7 separate regions of the Mus musculus genome follow, and all the other regions are linked to region 3. A link is a loop called in an ENCODE intact Hi-C map of the cell type or tissue named here. Cell type or tissue: left cerebral cortex. All regions are shown on one strand.

Evidence for each region. Hi-C counts contacts between places; a loop is a spot of excess contacts. Peaks named below come from ENCODE experiments on the same cell type or tissue, not always from the same donor. Only the 100,000 strongest peaks of a DNase experiment are listed, where the experiment ranks them.
Region 1: it touches region 3 in a loop (2.2-fold over the local background); 3 of 42 quality-filtered maps call a loop at or near these places.
Region 2: it touches region 3 in a loop (3-fold over the local background); 4 of 42 quality-filtered maps call a loop at or near these places.
Region 4: a loop joins it to region 3, with 2.8 times the contacts of the local background. A loop is called at or near these places in 3 of 42 quality-filtered maps.
Region 5: it touches region 3 in a loop (2.2-fold over the local background); 3 of 42 quality-filtered maps call a loop at or near these places.
Region 6: a loop joins it to region 3, with 7 times the contacts of the local background. A loop is called at or near these places in 2 of 42 quality-filtered maps.
Region 7: a loop joins it to region 3, with 2.0 times the contacts of the local background. A loop is called at or near these places in 3 of 42 quality-filtered maps.

What each region holds. Positions count from the first base shown.
Region 1 is chr4:76,290,341-76,294,340 of GRCm38, forward strand. All of the region lies in intron 11 of Ptprd (protein tyrosine phosphatase, receptor type, D), which reads right to left. Among named protein-coding and RNA genes, the nearest start is that of Gm46893, 46 kb to the right of the region's middle. In left cerebral cortex, no CTCF peak of the experiment used is centred here; DNase peaks (open chromatin) are centred at 1,519 and 2,538.
Region 2 is chr4:76,323,143-76,327,142 of GRCm38, forward strand. It overlaps Ptprd (protein tyrosine phosphatase, receptor type, D), which reads right to left. Exons shown (of 40, transcript NM_011211.4): 11 at 2,038-2,203. The coding sequence starts at 2,122. Among named protein-coding and RNA genes, the nearest start is that of Gm46893, 13 kb to the right of the region's middle. In left cerebral cortex, no CTCF peak of the experiment used is centred here; a DNase peak (open chromatin) is centred at 1,924.
Region 3 is chr4:76,445,954-76,449,953 of GRCm38, forward strand. The region is part of intron 10 of Ptprd (protein tyrosine phosphatase, receptor type, D); the gene reads right to left. Among named protein-coding and RNA genes, the nearest start is that of Gm42303, 2.9 kb to the right of the region's middle. In left cerebral cortex, a CTCF peak has its summit at 1,654; DNase peaks (open chromatin) are centred at 1,635, 2,807 and 3,438; H3K4me3 peaks cover 2,990 bases; H3K27ac peaks cover 1,505 bases.
Region 4 is chr4:76,189,801-76,193,800 of GRCm38, forward strand. All of the region lies in intron 13 of Ptprd (protein tyrosine phosphatase, receptor type, D), which reads right to left. Among named protein-coding and RNA genes, the nearest start is that of Gm46893, 150 kb to the right of the region's middle. In left cerebral cortex, no CTCF peak of the experiment used is centred here; DNase peaks (open chromatin) are centred at 2,443 and 3,960; H3K27ac peaks cover 904 bases.
Region 5 is chr4:76,284,935-76,288,934 of GRCm38, forward strand. The region is part of intron 11 of Ptprd (protein tyrosine phosphatase, receptor type, D); the gene reads right to left. Among named protein-coding and RNA genes, the nearest start is that of Gm46893, 51 kb to the right of the region's middle. In left cerebral cortex, no CTCF peak of the experiment used is centred here; a DNase peak (open chromatin) is centred at 1,745.
Region 6 is chr4:75,276,270-75,280,269 of GRCm38, forward strand. Dmac1 (distal membrane arm assembly complex 1) reads right to left here and starts at 2,023. Exons shown (of 2, transcript NM_025849.4): 1 at 1,712-2,023; 2 at 1,082-1,500. The coding sequence starts at 1,982. The coding sequence ends at 1,436. In left cerebral cortex, a CTCF peak has its summit at 2,078; DNase peaks (open chromatin) are centred at 1,426 and 2,050; H3K4me3 peaks cover 1,562 bases; H3K27ac peaks cover 594 bases.
Region 7 is chr4:76,377,951-76,381,950 of GRCm38, forward strand. The region is part of intron 10 of Ptprd (protein tyrosine phosphatase, receptor type, D); the gene reads right to left. Among named protein-coding and RNA genes, the nearest start is that of Gm46893, 42 kb to the left of the region's middle. In left cerebral cortex, no CTCF peak of the experiment used is centred here; DNase peaks (open chromatin) are centred at 2,261 and 2,813; H3K27ac peaks cover 701 bases.

The DNA.
Region 1 (4,000 bases), 160 kb before region 3:
ATTTACTGCATGTCCCTGGAGTCAGACCTAACTATGTACACTTCAAGATCATTTCATTGTTCTCTTTTAGGCAAACTCATCACCTGCCCTATTGATAGGCACAGAATTCACTTCCATGTCTGCCACGCTTCTTTATACTCTCAAATAGTTTCACAATAATTTATAAATAAAACATTTGTGTTGACAATATGAAGAATAAAGAGTCAGGAGAAGGTTGAAATGAATATTAAGTAAGGCTTTCTGCTATGGTAATTAGCTTCCGGTTTCAGTGGTTGCACACAATAATGGTGACTCTTCATTCATGTTACAATCTAACACAGGCTACAGGGAAGCTTGACTCCATGACAACATTTAGGAGCCTTGGTTTCTTCCATCATCTCAATCCCAGAATTAGTAAGGTCTGTGTCACTGGTCAGCAGGTATGGGGACAGAGAGAACATACAAAAAAATCAACAACTAATCAAACAAAGGGGCAGTGTAAACTCACATACATTGAGATACTTGCATACAGATATGTTTTAAATCAGTATTCACAATAACCATTCTATGAAATCAGCATAGGTACTCATCCTTAGATGAGTGTATAATACATGGTATATAATACACACACACATAGACACACACACGCAAGCATGAACACACCACATCCATGCATCCGTGTACACACACAGTCAAGTATTATGCAATCATAAAGAATAATGAAATCCTGCCATCATCAAAATGAATGAACTGAAAATTACCATGTTAACTGCAGTAATCCCAACAGAGAAACAGTCTCTCTCAATAACCTACCATATACACACACAAAAAGATCAAATTATATGAGTGATTGCTAGGGACTTGGAAAGAGGAGAGAGAAAAAGAGACAGACACAGATAAATGCATAATGTATTCAGATATGGAAATATCATAAAAACCAATTAACCTATGTTACTGAATATGTTAATAATCATCATAATAAATTTTTAACAATAAAATGTTAACAAAAGACTTTTTCAACTGTGTCATGAGAGATAAATACATGACAATGGCCTCCAGACATACACGATGTACTATTTCTTTAGAGTTCCATCTCTCAAGGGTTGGGATTACAGGCAGGTACCACTGCAACCAGCTCTCAAGATCCATTTCCTTTAAGAATTCATGAGCACGGAGATATTCTTGGTGGCTTCAGGCCTTCTGTTCAACCATATTTTCATTTAAAGTAAATTCCTGTTTGGTTTGACATAGGAAATTAGCTTCCTTCAATTTTAAGGTTCTTCTCTTGATAATTATTTCCCAAACAAACAAAACATTTTTTAAAAGATCCTATTTTCGTTTTGAGCATGGCCAACTCCAAGCAGGAATATACTTTTCCTTACCATTTGCCATGCTATTTCAGTCCCTTCAATTTTTACACTTCCTAAGATGTAATCAGAATTAAGGAAAGCAGTTGGTCCAGCCTACTAAGCAGCTCGTGTGCTATCAACGCTCATATCTGTTAGATGCCCGTGCTCAGTACAACTAGACAGGACTTGTTCTATTGGCTAAGAAGAAATCAACTGTCTTCCCAGGGCAGAAGTGCAGAACTACTTTGTTAACAAACACATTCACTGCTCAGAGGGGCCCTAGGGAAAGCAACATCAAACCGAAAAAGCAACACTGCCTCCCACAACCAAACAAGCCAACAGCTTGTGTTTATTGAGTACAGTCATGTGAACTGATATTTTTCTTTACAGGACACCAGCAGCTAGATTTCCCTAAACGTCGGGTTAGAAGTCCCATGTTTGATACATAGTTATGAAAACTCAGAAAGCTTTAACTGTCACAACTTAAAAATAAGGACTTAACAAAAGCATCCAGGGTCATAATCCTGTGGCACAATCCTCAGCGTTTTCCTCTGAATGCACAATCTTGTTAGAGTTCGAATGACGGAACTTGCTTGTTTCATAGCAAAGACTCAGATACAATTCTTGCTATGTGTGGATGGGAAAAGATGCCCTAATGGTAAACAGAGAAGAAATTACTTATGATGAGAAAATAGGCTTAACAAAGGGCACTTAGCACATTTTTAAGTCCAAATAAAATAATTTCCTGAAAATGTCATAAATTACTAACAAACTCGAGTCAAAAATAAATAGGAAACATGAATAGAATATAGCCAAAGGAGAGAAATATAAAAGCTGAGACTCTATTGTTTAGAAAAAATGTCAAATGCATGGAGGTACCCAATCTTGGAATAAGCTGCCCCGTATGTAAATTCCTGCAACTGAACCAACACTAAGAGCAACTTCCAAGGTAAAAGTTGAATAGAAATCAGATTTGGAGTCAGCTTCAATGAAATGGAAACATTCAAGAACTTGGTATTTTTCTTAGAAAAGTTGAATTTACAAGAAATATATTTGTAAGTGGAATCGAATGCTGCCCGCTATCAAAAGCTAAAAAGAACCGTGCATTCTCCACAAGATTAAACACACTTGTCTCATTCATATGCCAAGCAAAGTACGTGCATTTGCTTAGACATCTGTACACAACTCACAGAGCTATTTCTTGGTGAGCTGTGACTAACAAGTATCTAGTATCTGTCAGTGCTGGCAGGCTGGGTACTAGTGAAAAGATCTGTTCAGCAATCACAGTCACTTGCAACTTCAAACGGATAACTGTGTGCTGTAAGCTGTGCACTCAGAGGCCAACATAAACATTAATATGTTAAAGGACTTTCAGCTATTAGGAACAGAACTGCCCAATAAGCAATTTTAGTAGTGAGGCTAACATCCTCTCACAAAAACCTCCAGGCAGATGATTTCTTCAGTGACCAGTGACAGCGCTCTGTAGCTCTCAACTGTCTGCTCACGCTACCCCATCACTGTGCTGGAAGGCCTCACTGCCTGCAGCAATCCCAGGAACAGAGAGGAAGCACTGAGGAACGAAGGGTACTCACCTGTCTAGGAGGCTTTCCTGTGAGTGACTAAACCCTTCTCAGATGCTTGCACCAAGCCTTTCTTGTGAGTGAATGTCTCATCAGGAAAACTTCAGCAGATGTTTCTATTAATTTACATTTGCCAGAGTAAGTCACCTGTCAACTTAGTGGCTCTTAGTACATCAAATACAGTGGCACATGCAGATAATACAAGCACCTGAGTGGCAGATACTACCTTTGTGAAAGTCCTAACTAGTGAGAGTCTACCTTAAAGAAATGAATAGTCGGGCGTGGTGGTGCTACATGAAACCTGTAAGCTGTTAAAAGCACACAAGGAGTATTCATTCTGTTCCAGATAGGCAAAGAACCACATCTAACCAAGTGTCTGTCTATATGCATAGATACCATCAATTACCTGATTGCATCCCAGGAATCATTTTCCTAGGTAGCTCAGTAGCACCTATGAAAGATCGTATGTAACTTCTGATAACTGATATCTGCTTAACCCTACTTTTCCATCCATAAATGAAAGAGATTATGGCAAACTCTTATTGACTAACAATGTTCTCTATATAGCAAAGATCCTTCATAATCATTAAGTTCACCCGTGATGAGTCAAGATGTGTTTAAACCCTACTCTGATATGCACTAATGAAGACATCCTTCAACAGAAGGTGTTGTGTTTCTGGATACCCGGGTTTCTTCCAGTATCACTATGGCTCTGATGTATTCACCATCTCTCTTTAGACACATTACCTTGTTAATTTTTTTAAATGAATTGGATCACCCAATATATGGCACACATTTATGATCCTATCATTTAGAATGCTAAAAATGGGAAATCATTATGAGTTTGAACTGTATAATGAATTCTCAAAAAGCCTATACTATAGAAACAGTACAAAAATCTAAAAGGGCAAAGCCATGAACCAAGAGCATCTGGAAACAGCAGTAGAGGCCCTGTCAGAAGCAGGAGATATGAGTTTAACCACAGGTCAAAATTCATCCTCCCTTTGTTCTCTATGGAGGTATCACAACAGCATAGAAATTGGGGTGAAAGATGAAGTACCAATAGATCTTGCTCTATCAACTTGGATTTGA
Region 2 (4,000 bases), 120 kb before region 3:
CTGCTAACCATTTTCTTGGTTGATGACTGATGTGAGAATGTATAGCCTACTGTGAGTGGTGGCAGCTCTGGGAAGGTGATCCTGGGCTGAATAAAAAAGCAAGCCAGTAACCCACGGACATCAAGCTTGTGTGCAAATCTCCACAACAGTTTCTTCTTCAGTTCCCTCCTCCAGGTTCTTGCTTGCTTTTCTGCCCTTACTTTCCTCCAAGATGGACTATACCTTGTGAGATAAGATAAATCCTTTCTTCTCCAAGTGGGGTGGGGTGAGTGTTCTATCACAGCAATAGGAGGCAAAGTGAGACAGTCACATAAGATCTGTGATAGAGCATAGAAAGGAGAAAAGGAAGGATGTAGACAACAGAGGTAGGAGAGAAATGCCAACTGTGGCAGAGAAATGCCGTCTCAGCAATACCTGTCCCTCAGCTCTTGACATCTGTCTGCCCCTTTCCACCACAGCAATAAGCAAACCCTTAGCTTCTCCAAAGAAGAGGATTTTTCTGTCTGCAAGGATGATTTTCTCAGATATGTAACTAGTAAGGTTCAGAAAAACACACAGTTCTGATTTTACATTTAAGTGGGTTCCTAGGGTCTTAATATGCTTTTGCCAAAAATGAACAATGATGAAAACAGTTACTTCTGGACTTTGGCCAAAACAGAATTCACAAAGTTATACATTCAATTGCTTTCCAATAAAGTAAATTTATATTTTTGAAATAAGTTTTGACATAAATGCCTTTACAATAACAATGCCTTACATTTGGATCTTTCCCCCAATTAATTAATTCCTGGCATGGAATTAGAAATTCCTTGGCTTAACCTTAAACCAATACTCCCAAGTGCTAATTAGCCGAATATATATATATATATATATATATATATATATATATATATATAAATTAACCACAGAATGCTGTGCTTAGAACATGCATACTCCACATGCATTCAATTAATAACATTATTTTTTTTCCTCCTTGAAAGATTCCTTTAGAAAATAGATCTCCATTTAAATGAAGCACTTGGCTGTTAGTGAGGGAATTCTTGTCAAGACACAATTAATAAGAAAGTGCTAAGATGACATAGGATCTTTGTCTTTGAGATATCCTTAACATGAATCAAATTTAATCTCCCTGGGATAGCCAGTGGAAGGAAAAGCTAATGACTGCAGATGTTATACATGTTAATCACACCAGGGGACTCCCCAAGAGACGGACCAAATCACATATGAACTACAACACTCCTGAAGAAATAGACATGGCAGTACAAGCCAGAGACGGCACTATTGTCTTGTGAATGCCATAGAACACATAAGGAAAGAGATGTAAACAGTGTAGAACTAGTGATCAGTAGTTACAAAGAAGATATGATCATCTCATTAGGTGGTAAGCTATTTGACCACAATCCCAGTTTCATAAATCGAGTCCAGACGCTGCAACTTTAGTGTCTGCCTTGCATAGAATTCTTTTCCCACTTCCAGACCCTCCACCCAGCCACAAAGTTGTCAGTTCTGCTTGATTTGTTTGAATATTGCACTCCACGACAGCTGTCGGAAACAGTACATAAGAACAGCTGCTGTGACAGCTACAAGGGCCTTGCAAGTTTAATTGGGCTCAATGTGACATTGTGCATTTCTCTAAACATAGAAATATCCATACAACTAGAGAAATCTCTATTGGGTCTCGACAGTGTTTACATATTAACACTACCAATTGGTCAGCTACAGTTTAAGTGATATTGTTGGTCTTGTTTTATCTTTGTCACAAGGCTAGTAGGAAGTATGAAAAAATATATAAAAACAGAAATATGCAGGAGGAGCAGTTAGACACACAAGCAAGGAGGCGTTACACAGAAGACGAGGTAGTGGAAGAGACACATCAATAATCTCTTTCAAAGGCTGGCGAGAAGCCAAGGAGGATCCCACAGTGTTTCAGGATATACTTCCCAAGGAAATATATTCAGAGCCCTGAGCCTGGTGCCAACTGCAAACAAAACCACTCATTATTGCCACAGCTCCCTAGAGAAGGGCAGGATGGCTTACTCTCAGCACAGGCGCAGAGGAAGAAGGTGAGGAGCAGCGACAGCGGCCTGGCCACGGGCACCATCCTGCAGTTTGTCAACGGCATGAACCAGCAGCTTGGAAACTCAGCCTAGGGAGCCACAGCGACTGCTCCGCTCAGAAACTTCAGCTGGAACCCTTTTAGAGCCTGTGAAGGGAGGAGACAAGAAAAGGAGAAAACACAGAGACATTTAGATTTCTCACTTTTTTCCCATGCCCTACCACAACCTAGAAAGACATGCTCTATTGTAAAAACACAATAAACACTGGAGACATCATGTCTTTGTATTGGGAAATAACTTGGATTGTAAAATGGAGGGTTTCTAGCATTCTTGCTGCCAGGCCACCTACAACCAATCATCAGGAACTAATTTCTTTGCCATCATGTGGCCACTATATTGTAAGGGGCGGGGCATAGGCACTTCATACAAAAATCTGCATAAGCGCATCATGGAAAAAGGCACATCAGAGACTTAAGAAATAGAAGTCTGTCCATCTATTAATGACAGAATAAAGGAAGGCTTATATGGATGTTTTGCTTGTGTGTGTGTGTGTGTGTGTGTGTGTGTGTGTGTGTGTGTGCCAGCCATGTATATACCATGACTGCTAACCACATTTATGCCTGGTCCCCATAGAGACCAAAAGCACATGTCCAATTCCCTGAGACTGGAGATACAGATGGTCTACTACCATGCAGTGGTGTAGGGAAGCCTTGAGCATACATGAGCGGGATTTTAACAGGATTAGAAACAGGTATTCCCCTGAACTCCGTGGAGAGCTTTGAAAAAAGTGAGATGCTGGTATGCTGAAGTAAGGATGGCTTGTTAAAACAGAGAACTAGGCACCGCAACAGGTTACACTTCTGCACCTCTCTCGTATTCTCTAGAAGTTTGTGTTCCTCACGTCTGGGAAGTGTGGATACACTTCTGGTTTGGGATCCACACGGTTTGTGAGGGCCACAGGGTTGGAATGAGGTAACTTTTAGGAGTACAGAAGATGATACAATAGGGAACACAAAGAGATTCTTGGCTATCAGTCTATGTCTAGTGATCTTTACCCAGGCAGCTCAAAAACAAGCTCTATACTGTTTAAAAACAAGCTCTATACTGTTTAAGAGCAGAGGAGAAATAGAAAAGTAGGCTTTGGGAAAATTCACTGACAGCTGCATCAGGAACAATGCAGAATGCCACTAAGTTCCAGGTGAGACATAATAAAAAATTCAAAGGTGATGGTTTGTCTGGCAAGATGGAGTAAAGGTGCCTGCTTCACAGAACTGATGACCTTCGTTGAATCTCCAAAACCCACAGAAGAAAGAGGAAAGCAACATTTAGAAGTTGTCCTCTGACCTCTACACATATCATGTCATGTATGAAAAAAGTCATACATGTTATACATGTGTATGAGCATGCACATGTGCACACACACATACACACCCCATAATAAATAAAATTCCCTTAAAGCCCTTTCACCCTAAATAATGAGTTGGTGGCCACAGCAGTGGAAGAATAATGGGAGGGAATGAGATGATCACAGATAGGCTCTAAGAAATAATTTGGAGTGTGAATCTCAAAGTGATGTGTAATTATGCTTACAGAACCTTTGGTAAACACAGCATAGCTTCCTACAAAGAGTAGCCCAAGTAAAAATAAATAGTGGAGAGGTTGTGCCTGAAAATGTAGCCTCCCCTGTCTCAGTGATGAGAACTTAAGACCATCAGGATTCATTTGCAAAATGAAGCTGTACACCTTTTATTTTCACATCCCTCAATGTCTGAAACACATGAAACTCTTGACAGGGTACAGCAGAGATACCCATAAACAGCCTTACACCACAAAATAAGTGGATCTCAAAAGAATGATAATGCAGCTATTATATACACTTTGTGTTTTCCCACACTGAATTTGACAATTAAAATAACCTCTATATTAAGAAAAACTGGGTTTTC
Region 3 (4,000 bases):
AAGCAAATGAGATTATCCATAGGGGATATCCAAAGCAAACCCATCCTTTAGTAGAAATGTTACTGTAATACAAAACCCACAGACACTTAGGCACGTGACACCTGTTCACCAAAAGTCACTGGCAAATACTATCTACGTAATCTCCTTCCACATTACCAAACTACTTCAGTGAAGTATTATTACACAGGGATCCCCAGTCTCATAGTCTACAAAAAATAACTCCTCTCCTTGGTCCTCTTTGGCAAATTAGTGATAATATAAATCAGAAGGTTTTAAAGTACTGATTTTGCTTGAGGCCACAAACTACCTTTGTGCCACCACAATTAAACACCTTTCCTTAGGGACGTTCTGAACAGTACATGGATTAAACAAGAAAGAATAAAGAAATCCACGAGGCAGTAAGAAATTACCAATAAATCTGGTTTAACACAATCTCTCTTACTCATATTGACCTTCTCAATTAAAAATGGCTGTCTTTTTTTTTTATAAAATATGGGACTTATCAAATACACACTGGAAAACTGGGCATTATTATCTTTATACTTAGTTCTTTAGTATCTGGATTAGTAACTGCAAGTGTGTTTTGTAGCCACCCTCTTAAGTATTGTACATCAAAGATAAAGTTCTTTCAAAGAAACTTTGGGTACAAGAACTAAGGGCCATTGCCATTTGTATAGATGTCAAAGTTGCCTTTAATAAGTCTAAAGTTCTCAGGACACAAGAAAGCTACAACTTTAGACTACCTACAAATACATGCTGAAATTAGCTAGGGATGCTTTAATTAAAAAAAAAAAAAAAAACCTTAAAGAATCGATATTCTGTAGGGTGGCATTTTTCATATAAGATGGTGTTGATAATTCCACATTTATCCTCTAAAATACAGAGTCGTTCAGTGCCATGATAGAACATGTAAGTCTGAAGGAATCCAATATGGAAATATTTACAGTGTGTTCTATAAAGAACCACCCCTTTCAATTTGAAAAACTGAATATCAACAAAAAGATCAGTGTAAGTAGACTTGACATTACTGTCTAATGTCATCAGGATTGGCACAGCTGATCGATTTCAAATTTTTGAACATGACACTAAAAAATGTATACAGCACCCTCAGTCCATGTCACTCAAGTGCTCAGTGAACTCCACTTAGAGCTGCAGCGTCTCCTTCCTCACAAACTTATACAGCACTTTTAAAAGCATTCCAATCACACTGTTAATCTGTGTGCATACTTCCTTTAAAGTAACTCTGCTTCCTTTGTCTTCTAAACCTGCCTTGTGTAAGCAATATCCTTATCAGACCAATTAGGAAAAGTTATTTATGTTTTCTTTTCTTGTTTTATTTTACCATAAACTAAGAAACAGGCATTGAATAAGAATCTGCATAAGTATTTTTTTTTTTGTTTCAGAGTCTATATGAAAAATCACCCTAATACCAGAGTACCATAGATTACCTAAATAAAATTCTTGAAATATCCTTTAATCAGCCTTCACAGCTAATGTCAGAGCATGGGTTGGGGATTTTCAAAAGGAAAAAGAAAAAAACTTACAGAACTGCCTACTTGAATTTTTCTTAAATGTCTTCTAGGAAGGGTTTGTGTAAGCCATAGCAGGGTGTCTCCTGAATATAAGAACAGTTATACAGGCCCCTAGTGGCTTAGCAAATAGCAGCAGTTGAGGGGAATCCAATTTTTAGTTCTAGACTTTGGGGTATTTTGGTTTTAAATGAGTGTGTATCTTAAAAAGCTTGTCAAATAATGGCATGCAGTATTTTAAGCAGTTTTGTATCTATAATTACATACATACTCATATTTATATATATACATAAATGCATATGTACATATATGCATTTAGTTACTTATATTAATTGTCCAACTTCACTGGCCAAGAATTTTTGCCATATAACTGCCACAAAAGGAGAGTTGACACATCTGCCTCTTTACATGTCATCAGAAAGTATTATCTCAGCCATCTGCCTTAAAATACATCTGAGGGCCACTTTTCCTATTTGAGTCCCGTTTCTATTGTGTCACCATTACTAAGGGTTTTCTATTAAGTGCTCATTATTTTAAATTAGATAGGCATATCTAAATGACATGTTTATGGTTGTAGGAATCTCAATGTGTTTCCCATAACAGTACCTATTTAAAAATATTTACAATTAATAACACCCTTTAATTCTCCATTCCCTTGTGTCTTTCCTTCACAAAAGAAAATTCCAGGCAGGCACATTTACAGCTTTTAGCAATTTTTAACTGGACACAATCTGACAGCTGAATTCATGAAACTGACCAGCTTGTCAATTTCACACTTTGAAAGTACAATAATAGCTGATAACATGCGGGTGAATTTAAAAAAATCTGTCACAAAATTGCTAGCTCCATTGAAAAGGACAGTACAGTACATAATTATGGGAGGCAGGAGGTAGGGAAAATTTTATTGTCCATTTAGGAGATCTGTTTCAAGAATTTGGATACAGAGCATAGAAAATGTGCTTCCTCTTTGGTACAATATCTGTGGGGCCATATAGGAGATCTGTTCAAAGGAGGATAATGTCTACTAAGCTTCATGAACATCAACAGTGCTTTCACAGTTGGGATCATTTAAAGATTCGTTTCAATCAGAATGTTTTGAGTTTGGGTATATCATCCTGGATTTGCATTAAGTTGAGACCGTATTGTGTGCACTCTGAGACAGAGAAATAGGCACACCATCAGAAGTACCTCTGGTTGAAGGGAGTCAGGGTAGCTGTGCTACAGACCGGCAAAAAGAATACACCAAAGTCCGCATTTGTAGCTAATTACAACCTCAAATCTGTGAACTAAGCAGTCACTAGTTACTAAAGGGCTCAAAATGTGTGAGTTGCTGCCTCTTAATTCGCTAGCATTGACGATCTGAGCACGTAAAAGAGAAAAGATAAACAGTTTAGGAGCAACTACTGGGCCAGCGATCCCTCAGGAATTTTCCAGGGTATTTACGGTGCAGATTGTAGATGAGGCTGGGGGATATAACCCAGTCAAAGAAACCCAGGCAACAGGAGATGTTAGGCAAGTAGAGTACTGGGAGGAGAACTGGAAACAACACAAGTGGGTTGAGATAGTCGGGGTTTTGAAGAACGGCACTACTATTTGTAATTTAAAACACACGATTAATGAAAACCAAGCTCATACTTACTGGGGAAAAAAAAACCTAAGCGGAACTAAAACTGACTTCACTTGTTAAAGATTTAAAATAAAATCAACGTCGCGGAGAAGAACCAGGGCAAGTTTTTGTTGTTGTTTTTAACATGTCTATAGAAAAGCCTACAATCAGCGTGTAGCAAAGCTAAGGATCTTTGGTTGGGAGCTTTCTTTTTGAATTGTTTCCTACTACTTCAACTCTTCATAATAAATTATGCGTTTCCTTCGCCTGGAGCGAGTGTGTGTGAGTACACCAGATTCCCGCAGCAGACCTAAAGCTTCGACCGGGCCACAGAAAGCGCTCCAAACAATCCCCCTCCCGCAGGCAGCTGCGGACCCTCGAGTGTCTCCTATTTTTCCTTCTCCGCACGAGTTCAGAGCAGAGAATCCAAAATAGCCCTCCAGAAACGGCCGCTGCCGCCCGGGGCAGATCGCCGACCCCCGGCTGACCAGGGTCCGGAGCGGAGTCGCTCCGGGCACTCGGGGGTCCCAGGCTCCAGAACCCGGACGGCTTACCTGCTCACGTCGGCTCGGGGCAGCCGCCGCCCGCGCCGCTCCCAGCACCGCGCTCCAGCCCTCCGAGGCCGCGCCGCCTCCGGGCGGCCGCTCAGTCCCGCAGCCGCCGCCGCCCAGCCCGCGCGGCAGCCGCAAGTGGCGAGTCCGCGGGAGTCCCGGCCGTGCCTCCGAGCGCCCCGCCTCCCTTTGCCAGCGCCGTGTCCTCGGCCCTGGCGCCCGCCGCTCGCCGCCGCTCCCGCTCCTCCCGCTGTTCCACGCTCCTCCCGCTCCTCCACGCTGCTCCGCGCCCTCCTCCTCCTCCTCGCGCGCGG
Region 4 (4,000 bases), 260 kb before region 3:
CATCAATTTAAAAAATATTTATTGATCAAAGAAATGGCATTGAATAATGATATAAATAGTTGCCAAATCATGATGAGCTTGAAAATACAATTTTTAAAAATATTTATTGATTAAAGAAACCATATTAAAGAATGATATAAATGGTTTCGGAATTATAATCTTGAAAATATATAAATTCATGTAGTCATGTCTTTAATATACTTATTAACATATACACACACACTTTAGGTATTAAGCAATTAATGATACTGTTACTACATGCCATGAATATGTTAAAGTCAAAAAGGACATCTTGGCCAAACTTATTACTAGACAGAAGACAGAAAGACCAAAGGCTGCAGGTTAAACTTTTTTTCAGAGTATTTTACTACAAACAAATAAGAAAAACTGCAAAGGTACTACAAATAAATTGTGCCATCCTTATTATTATTCCTAAGAGTTTTGTTTTGCTGATTTAAGTTTCTGGCAAATTTGTTTATGTCTAACTGCTATAGAATCCCTACTAGCTTTATAATAATATCGACATTTGTCTAGACTCAACCACTTAAGTATATCAAAAGAAATTACATGTATGTTGTATTTTGCCATCATTGTTGTTAAAAATAATTGTACAATTTGAAAGGATGTAATTAAAATGAAGTATAAACATGCAATATCCTTAAAGCTTTCTATATTAATAAATGAAAAGATAAATAACGATAGGCTTAGGTTTGCAAACCAGAAACCTGCACAGGATGTTTGCTACCAAGTGAGCAAGAAATGTGAGACCTATGATACATGAAGACAACAAGCCACTTGGTGAGAGGGGCTAAGCTTAAATAATTATCCATACTATAGTATGGTATAGATCACCACTCTTCCAAACAATATGTTTCTATTCAATATGTTTCCATTGGGTAGATGAAAGTCATAATTTTCCAATGATGTCAACAGATACTTAAAACAATCAAGTCAATGAATTGAAGCAGTAAATACTTGGTCTTTGTATCCCAGGCAGGATCAAGAATAGTCCTCCAAAGAACACATGCTGTTCCCTACTGAAAGTCTTAGGAAAACCTGAACTTTGACTATGTGTAGTAATTGGCTTTAATTGAAGGATTTTCTTTTACTCTGTGACTTCTGCCCATGAGAGTAGAAACAGGCAAAGCTGGGCTAATTTGCATTCTGAAATTCGATTCTGTGTTTTTATTTTCCTTTGGAGGGTTCTTGCTACAGAAAAGCTTCATTAACTCAATTAGGCATGATCTAGTGAGCCCATACAAATTAGGATAGCCACAGTATCTTTAGAATGGACAGAAAGAAGAATCTAGCTGCAGTCTTTACTTTTTGAAAAATATCTTACCCCTGATATTTCTTTGTGCCACAGTCACATTAAGTTCATGACAACTGCAATAATGAAAGTGTATTTTTGAAGCCCAGTCTCAAAAGCAACAAGACATAAAAGACACAATGGTAGGGAAAGGGAGAGTCTGTTAGCACAGGCTACTTGTTGTTGGTTTTTTTTTTTTTTTTTTTGCTTTAATCAAAGAAATGATGATCTTTTAGCACAAGTACATGCAAATGTCAATCTAAAGTGAATGCTATGACAAGATAGATTGTACACATATTACATCTGAAAAAATAAAGTACATTTGTATATCTAGGAGGAAGAATACTGTTAGTGCATGCCTTAACACACACACACACACACACACACACACACACACACACACACATACCAGGCAATAGAAAGAACAGCTAAAGGAAAGAATGTTATATTCTGCTTTTCCTGTCACCTTAGGCAAGTATTGATATTAATTAATTGATTGATTGATTGATTGCTCAATTTATAAACCAGTAGAAAAAAGATTCATGGGTCATAATTCAGACCTTCTACATGAATATTCTCATTGAGGAACCTAAAAGTTTACATTTTTGTACAAGGAAGTGCAATTGTGATGCTATGAGCTATAATATAAAGATTAAATCCATTGATGAGTGATGTGTTTCCATTACCTAACACTTGTACATGATATAAAAATCTGAGAAATATGTAAGTATAAGAAATCAACATCATTCTGATGGGGAGAATATTTTACTGTTATTTAAGTAAACATGCACATAACTGTGGCAAAAGAAATTGTCAACTATCAGCACAAGTGTTTCTTTTGAGAAGCCTACCCTCTACTGTCCTGACTGAGGGATACTTACAATCTATACCTAATTATACTATAAACTAAAGCTCTGCTGTAACACCCTCAAAGAGTAAAAGACACTAGATAGTCTTGAAACACAGTAAAGAGGTGAGCGTAATAGCCATTACTTTCTGACTTGCCTCCCAACTGTAAATGTAGTCTTAAAACACACACATTCACATACACACAAGGATAAATATGAACCCCACCCCCACACTCAACCTATTTCTAGTTTTTAGAGATAAATCTGGAGCAATTGTCAAATGGCTGCACTAGTTTATCCTCCCACCAACAGTATGGAAAGTTCCCTTTGATGCATCCACACCAACATGTGCTGTCATTTGTGCTTTTTATGATGCCATTTGGACTGGGGTGAGATGGAACCTTAAAGCACTTTCAGCATTATTTCAATGATGGCTAGGATGCTGAGAGTGGTTTTCTTTCCTAACTATTTATATTTCTTCCTTTCAGAATTTTCTGTTTAGTTCTGTAGCCCAGTTTTCAATTGGGCTGTTTAGTCTTTTTAGTTCTTTTGTATATTCTAGACAGCAATCAGCAGGCAGAAGAGTAGCTGGCAAGGATGTTAGTTCTTCCTGTGGGCTGACTTTTCATGCAGCTGATTATCTTCTTTTCTGCACAGAAGCTTTTCATTTTCATGGGGTCTTATTTGTCATTGGTGAGTTGTGTTTGCTGTTCTACTGGAGGAGACTAACTCAGAAAGTCCTTACCTGTGCCTGCATTTGAAGGATCCTCTCTGATTTCGCTATATCACTTTCAGAGTGATCCATTTAAAGTTCATATTGCTCTCCTGATCAAAAGGCCATGGCTAACAGACTCATAGGCATTAAGGTAGAACCATGCTTCTATACATACACTTATGCTGATCTTAGCTTGGCCCCTGAAGATTTTATCTGGTGGGGTAACACTGAATACTGAGACCAATGAACTTGTCAAAGTGAGAATAGGATATTGGGTTCTCTGCCCTAAATAAGACATCTTTCTTACCCATCCCCACCAACAAATCTCAGAAAACATCTCAGAAGGGGAGGAAGAAATAATATAAAATCCTGAAGACATGGGGAAGTGTTATGAAAGCCTATCTTTTGACTATGACATGGCAATTGCATTCATGAACTCATAGCATCTGTAATAAACTACACAAGAATAATTCAGCCAAAATAGTTGAGAGAGATACTCTCCAGGCCCCATGACTTACTAAGGAGCGACTAGAAGCTACTACTTGCTGGGAAAGAAGACACCATTGTTTCTTGAGGATGTAATCACTGATAGGTATCCAATGCTCTAGTGGACAGCCCCTATACAAATTGAATTCCATGGACTATCAAAAAAACAAAACAAAACAAAACAAAAAAAACACCCACCACCACGAACAACTAAAACCATGGATATGAAGTAAAAAAGGGTAAAGGTTTGGGATAGTTGGAGACTGAAATGGGGGTACTAATATGATCATGTACAATGTAGGAAAATTTCAACAATAAATTAAAATACAAAAAAACCCTAAAATCCTTCAACCTACTTCTCTCAGTTCTAGTAATGTGAATTAACAATGCTAAAAGTATTCCTAATTTCATTGGTGTCTGGATTTACTGTCAGCATAGGCTATTTGTGACTTCAAAATTAGAACACGGGGTTCAGAATGCAATCCAATTTCTGTAGATGACAGTGAGTTCCCAGCAGGGACTGTTCCTCTCCAGAAACCTGCCTTGGATAGCATCCTGGTACTTGGATGCCTTGGCATGTCTACCACCGCAGAAATCAACAGTCATACTTCCGTTTGAATGAAAATTTGACACATTCCTTTG
Region 5 (4,000 bases), 160 kb before region 3:
TCAGTAGTATGTTCTCGATGGAATCCAAGACACAATGGAGTAGAAAAGACGTTTCCATTGTGACCCACCTGAATCCCCAACCTGGTCACTGTGTTGTGTTATGGTTCTCATATCCATCGTAACTGGATGATTCCCTGCATGCTAACTTCTGCATCAAAAACCCAGTTCTTTACAAAATAAAATATTTGCCCAAGTCAAGTCTGTGTCTGCACATTATCGCTTCTCTTCATAACCTTACAAATGAGGACTGAGGGACTGAAGAAAAGTAAAGATGCAATGTGACATAGCCAAGGAGTGAACCAAAATGGGCACCCAGAAAAAGTCATAATGAAGATCCCAGCAAAAAAACTCTTGGATCAGTAAAATTACTGTCATCCATTTACCTTCCCAAGTAACAAGCTGAAAGCAGAGCCATGATTCAGACCGCCTGGAAGTTATAGTTATTCCTAAGTGTGCTGAGGCAAAACAATAGGAGAATATGGAGCAATCTGACAGTTGAAAACATATTTGGGGAGACTATACGTCTTCAGAACATTAAAAGCACTTGCTGTGTTTAGATTATAAATGTTACAAATTATATTTTGTACCCCCATGAATTATAATTGTATTCATTTATTTTACAATGACTGTTTTCATTCAAAGAATTTTATCATTCTCTCTGGGTATATGATTAATATGCATGTCCTCAGAGAGTATTCATAAACATCACTATGGGAAAAGCAGCAAACCGAAGCTGCTTTCTTCCCTTTAAGGTTGTTTTGAGTACATCTCTGTACCTTGAATGGTGCTCTTCTGGGGAAGGGGCACACTTGCATCAGGAGCTGAATGCCAGGATGTCCTCTGTCCTCACATTTTCAAGGGCAAAAGCATCACATTGTTAAGTCTGGTGGACTGCGCTTGTAAAAAGCCATCCTTCTCTCCCAAGCCTTCAGAGAAAGCTTTTCTTTGGCAGTGAATGAAAACAAAGACAAAAGATGAAAGGAACCGTGTTTTAAAGAAAACAAAAAGGCCTATACAAAAAGGTGTACAAATGTGGAAAGCTGAAAAAAAGGTATATTATACTTGGAGTGAGACTAGGGACACAGGAAGGCCCAATGGCTCAAGAGTTTTTCACTATGAATTTAGTAAAATTTGCGGGAAAAACACATTTGAAGGTTCTCTGAAAAAAAAAAAATGACAGCCAGGAACTGAAAATCCACTCAGTCATAATGTTGTCACTTTGTTCAGGTTCCAAAATGCCCCTGGGCAAACTCTGCATGTAAAACAGATAGGGTGTGATGTGTCTCTCCCAAGGCAGCAGACACAGCAGAAACAACTGAAAACCAGCCAACTCTTTCGTTTAAAATGATATCAATCTACTAGAGGGTCTAAATTTACCATAAATGGATTGTTTTAAAACTGACTGGAGAATTGTATAAATAACATCACCAAAGAACAGAGGTGCCAAAGAATGCCAATCAATGGCATGGCAATGCCAAAGGAACTACTCAACACATATGAACAAAACACTATCACATCGTCATCATTAGATTAAAACCTTTGCCCATATAATATAAAATACCGGAAAAATGCTTTGTGGTTGTCTTTTTTTCCCCCAATAAAAACAGCATCGTGTTCACATGCATGTGTGTGTATGTGTGTGAGTGTGTATCTTTAAAACAAGACTCTGCCAGATTACACTATTTTCTTCTGAATTCTAGTTTTAGTTGTTTTCAGCAGCTCATTTTAGAAAACATCTGTCCAGACTAGCTTTGGGGAAATGTTCAAACACAAGTATTCTCATTTGAATGCAAAGGGACTATCCTAGGGGAAGCACTCTCCTCTGAAGGCAAGCAAAACTATCAAAACATCCATAATCCTTGAACTTCATCAAGTACAGTGTACAGTAAACAATATGACCCAATTTCATACTTAATAAATGAATGACGGGGAGAATAGAGATACAAACTTGTCTGTTTCACTGATTCCTTTATGGCAGCACATGCTTCCTCCACACAAAGAATTTCTCAGTAACCATTCATTTCTGAGATATCAGACGACTATACAGAGAGATCCTTATGACTGAACACAGCCAACTTGGAATCTAAGGGCTCTCCAAAAGAAATGGCAATGGAACTCAGAATTGTTGTTTATAGGTGCTGCGTGAAACTCAGGTTTAGGGGCAAACCGTAAAGTTACCTCCTCTAGAACTAAAATACACTCTATGACAAGGGATCCAAGTCAGCTCTAGTGAGCACTTACAAAGGGATAAGTGTCCTCCATATATTAGTCCCTTAAAGCTGGTCAGCAATCTGAGAAATCAGGGAACAAGACAGCATAATGCTAAAGAAAATCATAATTAAGGAGGTTCCAAAGATTTCTCTGGACCTGGCAAACCTAGGATAAGATGCATTAATTTTGACTCTTAAGCATCTGGAGTAAAAGTGATAAAATCTTATCTGGAATATGTTACAACTTTACACTACAAAGAAAGCCAAACTACATTTTAAAGGCACGAGCAAAACCTGTCTCCAGTTTAGGCTGATATTGAAAGCTGGCTCTGAGCAGCGCATGCATTCTGTCAAGAAAGACAAGTGGACTAACTGGATAAAAGTTTTAAAACTCTAACTTCTCTACAAAGCAAATGGGAGACAAGAGCCTGCGTAGGATTTATTCTCCACTACCTTGACTGAAAAAAAGTCCATTAAATTTCTCATGGGAGAACTGCAATACCATTCCAGATAACAAAGGGCACTGGGTATTTCTAAATGTAGCCAGGTAGACACTATGAGGCAATATTTCAAACATATTGTCCGTTAAATCAAATTCCACCCTTGGATTCTACAGGTTTGGAAGATATCTAGCAGGCAACAAGACAGCATAAAAGCTTATTCTTATTTGGTTTAAATACACTTTCAAAATATTTCAGTTCTGTATCTTAAAATTTCCCATAGCCTTGCTCCAATCTCTGGCAGAGGCTTCTAAGGGATGGAAACAAAATCTCCAAAATGATTTTTAAAGGAACAAAAAGAACATGGCATTTCCTTAAAAATAAAACAAAATAGGAGGAACACCTTTCATACAGAAGGGATGGTGTGCTTCAGGTGTGTAACATGGACCGCAGAGTCTATGAGGCTTCCTCTAGTTGGCATGCACCTCACAAGAGGTCTACATTAACAAATCACAATGTTTACCATGCCCACTACCAGCCAGGTGGATGCAAGTCTGGGTCTAGGAATCGTGGTCTTTTCTAATGTCAGTCAAGACAACTGACATTTGGGATAAAATCAGGCTGTCCACTCCAAAACTGTGGAATCCTCATCCTCTAATGGCATATATTAGATTCTGGAGTAAACATAATAAGGCATTCCTATGTACAATAGGAAAGTTTACTGCCTATGCCTCAGGTATCATGATAAGTTTTAAATATAATGTACTAAATATAAGCGGAGAACCATAGACCCAATAGTATCTAAATATATAGGTGATAATGGATATACTACACTGCATATTCTTTGATGACTGACAACCTATACATACAGTTTTTCAAAGATCAGAAACAGGGCTGAGGCTCTAGCTCAGTAAAAGAGTGTGTGCCTCCCATGCATTGGCTCCTGGGTTTAATTTCCAATATTGTACCTCTCTCTAAAAGAACACACACACTCACATGCACACACATACACACTCACACTCAAACACACACACTCACATGCACACACACACACACACACACACACACACACACACCAAAGGAAGAAGGTTGCTTTTTGGAAAGAAAAATTTAAAATCCTGTCCTAAATATCCTAAATCCCCCTTCCATAAAAAATGTTAGGTAACAATTTTCTCACATACATGAGTTAACATAAATTTTTTATCTAAACTATTTAGAACTAAATATTTAGAGCTAAAATTAAATTCAATCACTTGTCAACAGTGGCTAATTTATTCAAGAGAATACTTCCTATCTCTTATAAAGCAAAATAAACGACCTAACAGTGACATTTAAATCATAAAAAGTAGT
Region 6 (4,000 bases), 1.2 Mb before region 3:
ACCTATACTTATGCAAGTAGTCCTAATTAAACTCGGTGTATCATTAAAAAAAAAAAAAAGACAAGAGGGGAACTTATTGAAAGGAAGGGTTGCAGAGGTAGCTAAGCAGTTGAAAGAATAGCATGAGAGGTATGATCAAAATAATTCATATTCAATGTATAGAATTCAAGAATATTAAAGTAATAATTATTAAGTATTTTCTCTCTTGGTGATATAAATAAATGCAGATTTGGCACTCCTTCTTTGCAGATTCTTTAGTCTCCAAGACCAGGGCTGAGGATATTACAGTCAGGGCTAAGACACGAGGGTTTTATAGACCTCAGGAGATGGTGTGTTGGCCAGGAGCTGGGGCTGTGTCCATGTATGGAGGGTCAAAAGCTGGATATACTGGCGGGCACTTGAGTGGGCTGGCCATGTCAGAAAGGCAGGCTGCATCGGCTCCCAGATATGTAGAACTGGGTTTTGGGTGCTATTCTTTGTGAGTTTTCCCAGTGCATGCAGGGTTGGTAGAAGGAGGTAGATGGGGTTTCCCAGCTTGTATAGAGGTTCCAGCTGAACAATATTATCTGCTCAAAATAGTAGTCAAAACTTGTAAACTGGTACTGAACTTCATAGTCCTTTTCTGCTTTGAAGAACCACCTAAATAAACATGCTTGCAGAGAAGCCTCAGTATTAGTTGACAGTAAGCATACATTACTTTTATAACTTTTTAAAGCCCTTATAAACTCATCCTAAATATCTACGGAAAAAGCCATCAGCAGATTTTTCTTTTGGAATTTTTCTCAAATATTTTCATTTACATCTTTTATTACATACTGACATTTAATGTATAAAGGAACTCCTGGCTCTCTGAAACTAAGTCAGCTGTGAAAGACAGAACTAGGAAGAAAAATTTGCTCCATCACTGAACGGATGAGCCACTAAAGGACACCCAATGGCTAGGTCCAAGGCTTTCAGATGCAATAATATAATCAGGGGTGGACTTGAAGATAATTTGGAAAGTTTGAAAAACTCTCATGTACCTATTTAGGGTTAGGTTGCCAATAACTGTTGATATGTTTAGAAAAATTAAAAGAACTACTTATTATTTAAAAAATAGTTTATTTTGCTGTTGGTTTATCATTTATCCCATTTTAATATGTTCTCAAAAACGTTATCTTTCAGTATAAACTGAACAGCACATAACCTCCCTGGACAAGACAGAGAACCATGTTTGCTTCCAAGGGGTTTATTTGTCTCTTTATAATCTGAGAGGGGGTAAACCGTAAGCATCCATGGCCAAAGAATGACAGCTCATATCTTCACAATCTTCTCGGTATGTCCTTACAGTTAAGTACATCCTTGGCCGTGTGTGCAACGAATATCCACCAACCCAACGCTTGTTCTGTCTGCCCAGAAGCCAGTGATGATAGACAACAATGAACTGCTGGTATTTTCAAATAACTGGGTGGCTCTTCCCTTTGGGGTCTACCAGAACAACTACACCCCAACAGGCAATACCTGAAAAAAAGAACAAGAAAAAAAAGTGCCTTTTGTATATTACATTTTAGTTTACCCAGTGCTCTGCATAAAGCATTTTATTTAACCCTCTCATGGTTGAAGAAGAAAGGTCGATCATTCGGTAATCTTTCTTACAGGGCCGTGAGGGGAAAGGCGTCCCAGTAATCACCCACCCCACCCCACCCCTCACGCTGTCCCCGCTCCTGCTCACTGATGCCGATGACCATCTGCAGAACGGTGCCTGGGCCAGGTGGGATTCCTTGCTTCAGGGGCCGCCTGGCCACCAAATAGACGTAGGTGCCCGCCCCGAAGAGTGTAGAGCCCGACAGCACGCGACAACTCCAGCAGGTTTTTAACTCAGGGTCCCGGGCGGGGGAGGCCGGCACGGCGGATTTCGCGGGTGGGTTCGCGGGAACCGCTGTGGAAACAGTTGGGGGGGCAGGAGCGGAAAACTCGGTACTCCCCGAAAAAGAGGACCCCATGTCAGAAGAGTGCACAGCGAGCCGAGCCTTCACTTTGAAATGCTGTAAAATGCTGCCGGAAAGCAGCACGCTGACGTAAAAGCCGCCGCGCTTCTGGGAAATGTAGTTGCAGCAGGAGCCGGGCGGAACAGGGCGGAGCTGCAGCCGCCTCAGAGGCTTGTGTAATCCAGAAGTTCAAAAGTCAAGGCTGCCTCATCCCGGTGTGTTAGAAACTGTTTTATACTACTTTATGAAAGTATAGATTTCAGTCTTCTTAAAGAAAAACTGTGGATCTCTAAGCTTCCCGACTAACACAAACTAAGGTCCTGGCATGAAGTCTAATCAACAGAGATTATATTCTAAGTAATTGTATGTTCTTACCCAAGTGCTTACCTATTGCAATTCTGTGTATTCTGCCGTTTCTCAACATACTCGTTTCCTAGTACAAGATAGACCAGTAAAGGCTCAAAGTTTTCACATTGTACTTACTTTGAAAGAAATATACAGATATAATCAAGATATTAAAAATGTGTTTGAATTACCTGGATACTCTCTTTGTTTATTAAGGTTGTGCTCTCAATTGTGTCATATTTATGATTTTAATTCTCATAAAAAAAATTAGGTGCAAACTCAGGTTAATGACTTTTTTTTACACTTTTGCATTTTTATCCTGTCAGATGAGCTTTAAAGGGCCGAGGAGATGGTTCTGTGGTTAAAGTGCTTGCTCTGCGGGCAGGAAATGTAAGATAAGTTCAGATGCTCAGAACCCACAGAATGTTGAGTGGGTATGGCAGGGCATCTATAATTCTCAGTCAGAACAAGGAGATGAACTACAAGAGAAACAGTTTAGCTACATTAGCCACGATCTGAGTTCTGGATTCAGGTGGAGTGCTTGCCTTAACATATAACGTGAGAAGCATTCAAGAGAGACTCTAGACAGTAATCCCTGGTATCCAGAGGCAACTGGGACCATACACACATCTGTACCCACACATGCAAACACATATACATGCACAACACACACATGGAAAACAAAAGACTGCATCTTTCTGACTGTGTCTTTGCAAAACAACAGGTGTCACCAACTCCAGTCTCAGCTCGCTTTTCATTCTCTCTGCTTACAGTTGGCTATCTATTTCTTGTGCTTGCTGTTCTCAGGAGGATATTGGTAAAAACTAAATTCTTATGTAGCAGTTTCCTCTAAACTGACACCTTCTAACCTGAAGGGAGGCTCCTAAAGACCCAGGAATGAAAGGAAACATAGAAGGTTCAAAAAACAAATTCATCATTTCCTAAAAACAATATTCAACCCTAAGGTTATATACACAATAAAACTTGGGCAGAGGGGACTGTGACCTACAGAGTTGGCATCCAAATTGAGCAAAGTGCCCCAGAGATTCAGCTTTCATGAGTAACCCCCATACTGGGTCAGCCTTTCAGCAAAATAGTCACCCTTGGTTCAGGAAACAGCTCAGTAAATTTCCTGGTTCACTAAGCTAAGCTTAGAATTGTTTCAGTGCTAGTAGGTTGTCCACAAGTGCCCTGTCTGGGATTAGTAAATGTTTGTTCTTGTCTCCCAAGGAAAAGTCATATAAGAAAATGTTATTTTTGAGTTTAGGTGGTTTCTTTTATAGAAAACGGGTAAAAATGGAGCAACAATTTTCAAAAGATTTTCTCATTCTGATTAACATTTAAAATGTTTTTGTTGAAGAGGAATTTAATATTTAAATTTCTCAAATAAAATGTGATATTTGGAAAGGATAAAATGTAAAAATAAAGAAGTAGTTAAATAGGTCAAAACAAAATTAAAGGAAACTGGAATAATATGTGTGTGTGTGTGTGTGTGTGTGTGTGTGTGTGTGTGTGCATGTGTATAGAGGATAGAAATAAATTATGCATGCTTTCTGTGGATACCTATATATCTATACATATATTTAATCAAATGCCTCCATGTGTTACATCATAGAAAAAGATATGTTAGGAAAGTTTTAATTTTATACCTTTGTGCTACATATATTTGTGATGTGCCAGCAATGAAA
Region 7 (4,000 bases), 68 kb before region 3:
TCCTCTCTCTGTCCCTCTTTTGCCAAGTCCACTTTTTACATTTCTATTGCCTTCTAGTCCCTTATACAACTGTTTATCATTGTTATTTACTGGATATTGTCTTTCACAGCAAGTGGAGAGCTACTTCCAGAATGGTTGGGAATCTTATATTTTATTCACTGGGTGTAGTTAAGGTTTATTTAGAATTCTTTATATACAATTGGTGATAAATATATATCCAATATGTATATAGAACTGTGTTAAGCATATCTCAATTACAAAATAATGTGTATTTCTTAGGATCTTAGAGATGGCTCAGTTATTAAATATGCTTTCAGCATAAGCCTGAGAACCTAATTTCAGTCCCCAAACCAACCTAAAGGTGGAAAGAGATAACTGGCACTCAAAAGTTGTCCTCTGACCTAAAACACACAGGTTGTTGCAAATGCTTGCCAATACACACACACACACACACACTATGCAAATACTAATTTTTTTTAAATATCAGTATACATTAAGGCACAAAGATTATAAGGTACCAAATTAGAACATAACAACAAGTAGATAGATAGATAGATAGATAGATAGATAGATAGATAGATAGATAGATAGATAGATAGACAGACAGATAATATGTGTGGAAAGAAAAGAGAAAGGTTAGGGAGCTGGTCGATGGCTCAATGGGTACTGTGAGCATGATTACATAAACTCAAACCTACTTCACTCACACCCATATAAAGCTGTACATGGATAAGAAGACTGGTACCGTCAGCATTGTAGACCAGTATCAGGAGGATCTAGAAAGCTAAACGGTTGGTTAAAACAGTCAAATCAAGTTTCTAGTTAAGTAAGATATCCTGTCTTAAGACAATAACTCAAAGTACTATTGAAGAAGGCACCTGACATGTGCTCTGGCCTTTGCACTACACACTGATAAGCATCCTTTGTAGCATTTACATGTACATTCCACATAAACATGCTTTCCTACAATCTCATGAATTTACTACACAAACATACACAAGACACAATAATAATATTATTAAAAATAGAATCGTAAAGCTATATCCTAAAGTCCTTCATTGTCCAGTATAACAGCCATTATCCTATGTAAAGTTTTAACTTTAATTTGAGAGCCAACAAGATGGCTTAGTGAATAAAAGCACTTGCCACCAAACCCAATGACCTGAATTCCATTTTACACATGGTAGAAGGATAATAAAACTTATTCCCAAGGTGTCCTTTGACTTCTGCTTTCATGTCATGGAACAAAGCTGCATACACACACATACACACACACACACACACACACACACACACACACACACACACACACACACACGAACACACCTACCACCTTAGTGTACCTACCAATACTTCAATTGTTTGAGAACCACAGTGGTTAGGAGCTGCTTCAATGGACTGTATGATATGTGTGATAGCACCCCTACCACTACAAAGAATTTCGTCAGCCCTGCTACTTTAGACACTCAAAAGCTATCACTTTACTTTAAGCTCAGGAATGTTCTGTGAGATTGTTTGGAGGCAACTGTTACCTATACACAGAGTGAACTAAAAACATAAGAATTAGAAGTCTCAAGAAGTACAGCGACACGGAAGTTAAAACTGTGCATATGCAGAAGACCAACATTGTGGTTCAGAGGGAGGGAAGATTTGAGAAATTTGGTGAGGGAGGTCCTGGATTCGTTCATGAAGCTTGAGAGGTGATGAAGAAGAACAGGACCTGAGGGACTGAGGTGTTCTATGTTCCTAAAGAAGCCAATTTAATGGGTGGACAAAGGCAAACAGCTCTTTTGAATCAAGTGTTCAGATTAAGGGCTATTTCAAGAGAAAATGTTGTAAAAGATTTTTGAGTGCTCAGGGCCAGAGAATATTTGTAGTATATACCCAGATCTTCATTCTCTGTTTGATATGTATCTCAGACATGAGATACACTGAAAGTCAGGACTGGGTGAGTAATGAGGCAAGAAATGTGTAAGATTTATCTGAAATGTGTGAAATTACCTGTTGTAGTCATTTCTTAAGTGGAAAATGAAGCTGAAATGCTCCATTTTTGGACAATAGCAAACCAATTTCTCCAAGTAACTGTCAACGCAGCATGTGAATGCACAGGATAGATTAAGGGGATGTGTTTCCTTTTCGACTACTGCGGCAAGATTCCAGAAATAGACAGCAACAAGGAGGGATGGCGATTTTGTCTCGGTTTTATTCCACAGTTAGCTGACATCCTTTCTTTGGGCTTTGTGGGAGAGCATAATATCATGGATGCAAAACGGCATGGGACAGAATGTGTGTTAAAGTGTTAAGCTTGGTGAGCAGAGAAACAAAGAGAAAAAAAGGAAATGCCTAGAGTCCCAACTGCTTTGATGGCATGCTTCAGGGGACTAAACTTCCTCCCAGGAGCCCCACCTGCTAGGGTTCACCACCTTTTAAGAAGAACTCCATAGGCAAGTTTAACAAATGAGACTTTGGGAGACACCTGATCCAGAAGGTATCAGAGGGAGAGAATTGGATAGATTTGCTTTGCACCCAAATACCCTAGGGAGACTTAGTACGAGCTAATGGGCTTGCCAGATCCCTGCAGCACAGCTGTGCTACTGATAGAAATATACTAGGGAACTAAGAAAAAAAGGCTTGCTGGCTGCACTTTTCCCATTATCAGGCATTACAGTGCACCAGCCTGAACCAGAGATATGCAAACTCCACTGGGGACAGCAGGGATGCACTCCCCGATATGTGCAAAGGCAAAGGAAGGCAGGCAGGAATGCAGAAGCAGCTGCTCCCTAAACTCATTTAAAAAAATATCCCTACAAAAATAAATGTGACGCGTCCACAGTACAGAGCAGATGGGCGTGCAACATGTCTAGCTCATGGGGGAAGAAGAGGTAATTGAGGAATCAGAGAGTGTGGAAACTCGAAAACACTGCAGCCCATTTCACATACTGCTGCCCATTAGGTTCCACTGCTTGTCAAGCTGGGTAGAGAATTGCCTTTTATCTGGATCCACCACTCTAAGAGCATTTCAAATAATTACAGGAAATACTCTAGTAGAAATGTATTGTAATGGATAATCATACAGCCACATTTGAGGGCCAAAGTTGTATTTTCATCTAAAATAAACTACAGATATGTCTCTGGATTTAAATGTTCAGGCGGGAAAGATGGCTCAGCAGATAAGGACATGTGCTGTTCTTCTTCAGGGCTGGGGCTTAGCTCTTAACACCTATGTTGGGCAGTTCACAACCACCCACTTCTATATATCCAGAGGATCCAATACCCTTTTCTGGCCTCTGAAGGCATCCGCACACATGGGCATATACATAGACACAAACAAACAAGTGAATAACTCTCTTAAATATAACATAAATATCAGAATACCAACATGACAGCTAGAGATTTGGTGAAAATGCATGAACACATGTATTAAACACAGGGACTACAGTTGCCTTTGACAATGGCCAATGTCTAACCTTACAAAAGGGATAAAAGTAACTGTTTCATACTGAAGACACATTCTTTTTGGTCCAATCTTAACACAACATTGCTTATCTTCTGTACACATAGGCAAGAATTTTTTGAATTTCTAATATCCTTTAGCCTAAAGTATAAAGCATTTTAACATTTTTCAGAAATTCTTTGGCAAATCCATAATGCAAAATATTTTGATTCTTCTATTACCTACATCTGTGTTTACTTTAAATGACAAAATAAAATGACCCACCTACAAAGTAAAACAAAGTATGATGAGGAATTAACTGGATGGACTTGATCACACCATCAACACAATGGGGTTTGGATAAATAAACAATTTCAAGTTAAGTATCAATCAATATACTGCTTGCTATCATTGTAATAAGTCCCACATAATCAGAAAATGTAAGATCCATTAAGGGTCTAAAAATTGTAAGACTAGAAAATATTTATACAACCTGATTCTTAACAAGAAGCCCAGAGTTCAAGCTATCTATACCAGTCTCCACTGTGGGCAGCTAGATCTAAAGAA